2 separate regions of the Mus musculus genome follow, and region 1 is linked to region 2. Evidence: chromatin loops called from intact Hi-C (ENCODE). Cell type or tissue: heart. All regions are shown on one strand.

The links. Peaks named below come from ENCODE experiments on the same cell type or tissue, not always from the same donor. Only the 100,000 strongest peaks of a DNase experiment are listed, where the experiment ranks them.
Region 1: a loop joins it to region 2, with 1.9 times the contacts of the local background. A loop is called at or near these places in 3 of 42 quality-filtered maps.

What each region holds. Positions count from the first base shown.
Region 1 is chr9:83,559,312-83,561,811 of GRCm38, reverse strand. All of the region lies in intron 1 of Sh3bgrl2 (SH3 domain binding glutamic acid-rich protein like 2), which reads right to left. Among named protein-coding and RNA genes, the nearest start is that of Sh3bgrl2, 12 kb to the right of the region's middle. In heart, no CTCF peak of the experiment used is centred here; a DNase peak (open chromatin) is centred at 941; H3K4me3 peaks cover 527 bases; H3K27ac peaks cover 1,505 bases.
Region 2 is chr9:83,446,374-83,448,873 of GRCm38, reverse strand. The region is part of intron 2 of Gm2087 (predicted gene 2087); the gene reads right to left. Among named protein-coding and RNA genes, the nearest start is that of Lca5, 6.5 kb to the right of the region's middle. In heart, a CTCF peak has its summit at 997; a DNase peak (open chromatin) is centred at 833; H3K4me3 peaks cover 1,172 bases; H3K27ac peaks cover 1,934 bases.

The sequences.
Region 1 (2,500 bases), 110 kb before region 2:
GACGCATCCTAGACTCACCGAGTCTATGCTTCAGTATACTATAAGCATGTATGTGCACACAAGAACTTACAAGTGTTCACAGAAGCATTATTCATGATAGCCAAAAAGTGAAAACAGCCTAAATATTCATCAACTGGTGAATGGACAGACACAATGTTTTATATACAGTAACAGAACATCAGCCACAGAGAGAATGCTGGCTTATTCTACAGCGTGGGCAAACCTTGAACATACTGTGCTAAGTGAAAGAGGTCAGACATAAAGGGCCCAATATTGCATGATTGTACCCCCACAAAATGTCAGCAAAGGCAGACAGGGAGCTAGAAAGCAGGTCAGTGGTTGTCAGTAGCGAGGGGAAAGACGGAGAGGGGAGTGACTGGTAAGAGACATGAGCTATCTTTCCTAGGTGATAAAATATTCTGAAATGAAATAGTTGCACAACAGAGTGAACACATTTCCAATCACTTAAGTGCACAAATTAAAAAGGTGAATTTTGCAGAATGTGTGTTACACTTTAATTAAACAAACAAACAATCGTACAAAGTCTAAGCTCTAAGGAGTTAAGTATCTTGTTCAAGACTCAGAGCTGACTAAAGGAGACCACTGCAGCTACAACATGGCACCCACAGCAGCTGCCTCTACAAGAGCCAGGACAGTGTTATGAGCTAGAAACCTTCAACATAGGCACTTCACAGTCACACACACTCCCTTTTCCTCCCCCCCCCCTTTTTTGAGATAGCATCTCCCTGGTAACCAGGGCTGTTTTCAAACTCAAGATCCCCCTGCCTCTGCCTCTGGGGCCCTGGGATAACAATAACAGGGTGCATCACTGAGCCCAGAACACTCATTCTGGAGCAACCTGAGTCCTCTTATGTTGCAGTGTCATCTGTCCTGTGGTACTTTAGGCAGACCAGTGCTGCTCAACAGGAAATGGGAGCTTTTACCTCCCAGGGCGCATGTCAGGGCGTCTGGGACATGTTAGCTGTCAGGCACTAGGGCCAAGGGTGACGAAGCAGATAGAATTCACACACATCACTCTCTCTAGAACACACAGGACAGTTGTCACATAGGAAAGAGCTTCCCAGCCCAAAACATCAGTAGCGCCACAGTGAGAACCCAGATGAGGGTCTGTCAGAGCAGCAGCTCTATAGCTGGTATGACGGAGAGACCAGCACTTGACTAGCACCAATCTCAGAGCACTCGCTGTTGTTCCTGCAACAACCCAGACAAGCTGGGAACACACTGCTTCTGCGTAACTGGCAGGGTGTCAGGTAGTCAAAACAAAGCAATGAAGCCCACCGACGTCTAACAAGCAATTGGGGGTCTTATTTCCTTCCTTCATGAAACTGGCTCCCGTCTTCACAGATCATGCATTGATATCAATGCAGACTTCAGTTTCCCAATTTTGACAGACACAAATGTCCACTTCTACTGTAAGAAAAAAAGGCACAACAAGCTCAATAGCAAAGTCTACAGTTGGGAAACTGGGGAAGGGTAGGGGGCTGTGGAGACTTCAAGGGTACTAATTCCTGATGAAGGCACCACCCACATAGCTCTGGGGGACTTGTACCATGCTGCCATGCTGAGGTGAGGTGCCAGGACCACAGGACTTCTTCACCCGCCTCAGGAAGAGAGGCCATCCTGAGTGTGTTTTTGTGACACAGATCCCTTACAGAACCTAAAATACACTTGCTCAATATTTCCAAAACTCTGTTAACTCAACAAGGTTTTCAAACCATGATCTGATTGCAGAGTCTAGTCCACGTTAGCTTTAATAAGCACTGTTAGCTGTAGGTCTTCCTGAGGCTGGCTGGGTTCAACCTAATTCTGGATCATCATTGGATTACCACAGGAACTCTCTCCTCAGCCCAATAGTCACCAATAGTCTGGTCTGCCTCCTCTCTTGCACTGAACTCCCACTGCAGGCTGCAGCACACTGATACTGACCCCTGGATACTGTTTTTGTAGAGTAGTGGCCAGGCCACAAACATTCTTCTCCCAGGAACTGAAGGTCCACAGTAGAAAAGAAGAGGGCACCGATCTCCACCACCACCTAACCCAGCAGCTCTCCTATTGATCAGAGGCCCCACGATATCAAATATCTCTACCCCTGACCTCATCTCTGGGTTCCAGACATCCTTTTAATCTCTCTTCTCCCCTTTTACCCTATCTCCCTCCAATTTGACACATGAAGTCAGTTCTACATGACTTTGTCACAGCAGTACAATATTTTAAGCACATCACACATTTGAGTTTCATGCCACTCAACAAAGCATTAAACAGTCCCTTAAGCTATTCTCCCTTCCCTTTAATCTGACTTCTTCCTTTAGGATAGAGACAGGAAATAGCATGATAACTACACCTCATTACTTCAAGGAATACAAATAATAAACACTGAGTCCCCAGGGACTTCCTACATGTAGTATAAATGGCAGGCACTATGACTGTTAGGAAGTCTTACCTTTCCACTTTAAACCATATTCCTTTTCAACAATTGCCA
Region 2 (2,500 bases):
GGTGGCAAAGGCCTGTAATCTCATCACTTTACTGGTAAAGCCATAAGGATCAGAAACTCAAGGTCATTGTCAGCTACTAGGGAATTCAAGGTTAACCTGAAGTAGAGAATGTCTCAGAAGGAGGAGGAGGAGGAGGAAGAGGAGGAGGAGGAGGAGGAGGAGGAGGAGACATAAACTTGACCAAAAGGACACAATACTACCAAGTGTTAGCAGGAGGCTGAGGACAGGTTGAAGTTTTCCTTTGGTTAGATCTGCAGGCAATCATTTAACACTGCATTTGCAAACCAGTAATACAACTTCAAAAACCACTGTTGTCAAAGGGCCAGTGTCTGGGGCAACACTTCTTCACAAGCATCTTTACATTTTTGGCACATTTTTTTCATTCTCTGATGTAGGTCACCGGTCTAACGGGTACTTAGCCATATGTAGTGGGAGGGAATAGTTTGTTTTCCTATGACATCTTATTTCTAAAATTGCTTTCCAATTGTTTTAATTACCAAGATAAAACTTCAGGTGGTGAGATCAAATATGAGTTATACTTAGCGAGGCACGCCAACTAAAACAGAAGGAAAAGTGGGGGAAATTAACTTGGTTTATTCCCAGGTTTCGTTCATTTGAAAGCTTTGGTTGGAAAGCATCAAATAAGATATAAGTTATGCATCATTTTAACGGATTCAAGTCCGAATGACTGCAAGGCTGCTCTCTTTTCTTACACTGCCAAGGATGGGCAGGGCCACAGATGCATCCGGTATCACAGGCGCGGCCAGGCCCTGAGCTGAGTGAGATGCTGCGCCACAAAGAGCAGCGGCTATGGAGGGAGGAGGAGGAAAGGGCAGCGTCATAGCTCAGAGGAGTGAAGGGTCAGGTGGGAGGCTTAAATCCGGGGAAACCCGCGGCTGGCCTGGCTGGCTGGACTGGCTCGTAGCGACCTGCACTCATCGCACTCATCGTCCTCTCAGTCACCTTCTGAGCCACAAATAGAACCAGAGGGCGACCGAGAGAAGGTAGATCAGAGTGCTTACTCCGCGGGCGGCACTTTCGACAGTTGCTCCTTTATTTAATGCTCGGGCTTTAGTCGTAAACCACACAAAACGTGGGAAACCTTAAACATCTTAAAAATCATTCCTAGAGCTTTTTTTTTCTTGGCCGGATTGAATATTATTAAAAATTAATTCTTAAAATAACCCTCTGATCTAAATAATGGCTTGTATCAGAGAAATTGGTCACCCACTGGACAATAGGAAATGGCATAAGCCACTGCGGGGAAAATTGCTCTTTGCGGGCGGTATTAAAGCTTTTACTCATGAAAAGGCACAGTCCTATTGGGCTTTATTTTTTAATTTATTAACTTAAATTTTTGTTTCCCTGTCAAGATGCAGCGCGTCCTTCCTCAGGTTGTTGCCTGAGTAGAAATGAGCCTACTCCTCCGGATCCCTGGATTAAGAGGTGTGCTGATAAGGGCTAATGACGGACTCTGGGGAAGTCTGATTTGTGGCAGTTTTCCTGTTTTTGTGGGTTGAATATCTTCACCGCATCTCATCTGCGGCCAGTGTAAGGTCAATTACTTCATCGAATTGCTGCAGGCAACAATGTGCCTTGGGAGGCCAGTCCCATGCTCCGTGCTGGGTGCTGCGCCCATTAGGGTTGTCACACCAGCTGCAGGCAGATTTGAACACCTCTCTGAGGTGATGGTGGGATTGGAGCTGGCCTTCACATTTGGCTGCACGTTTTGATTTGCTAAGTGACTGAGAGAACTCTTGAGAACCTCTAGAATGCCATATCGGGGAGATGCCGAATTTCTGGGGGCTCCACCTTCTCCTGTTCCAGTTTAGCAGGGCAAGGAAGGTCTGGAAATTCTAGTTTTACAGGACAGGAATTCTAGCACTCAGGAGGACAAGGTAGGAGGACTGCACCAGTAGAGGTCAGCCTGGACTTCAGAGCAAGACTGTCTCAAAATAAAAAATGTAACTAACAAAAGTAAACACACACACAGAGAGAAAGAGAGAGAGAGAGAGAGAGAGAGACAGACAGACAGACAGACAGACACAGAGACAGAGAGACAGACACAGAGACCAAGAGACATAGGGAGACAGAGACCAACAGAGAGGGAGACACACACACACACACACAGACAGACAGACATAGAGAAACATACACATACATAGGGAGAGGGAGATAGAGTCAGAGAGAGATAGAGAGACAGAGATAGAGACAGCAGAGACAGGCAAACAGACAGATTAACACACAGAGACAAACAGAGATACCTATACACAGAGAGAGAAACATACACACACACACACACACACACACACACACGGTGGGACGGGGGGACAGGGATTGAGATTGATCCCCAAATCAGCAAGGCAGTCTCTGATTTGAGAGTTATAAACTCTGTACGAGTATTGTTTGACGACAAAGGCCTAAGTACTGAAGAAAACATTAGAAGCCACGTGAATGACTTATGTCTGTATTTTCTTTTATAAAATCTGACAATGACATG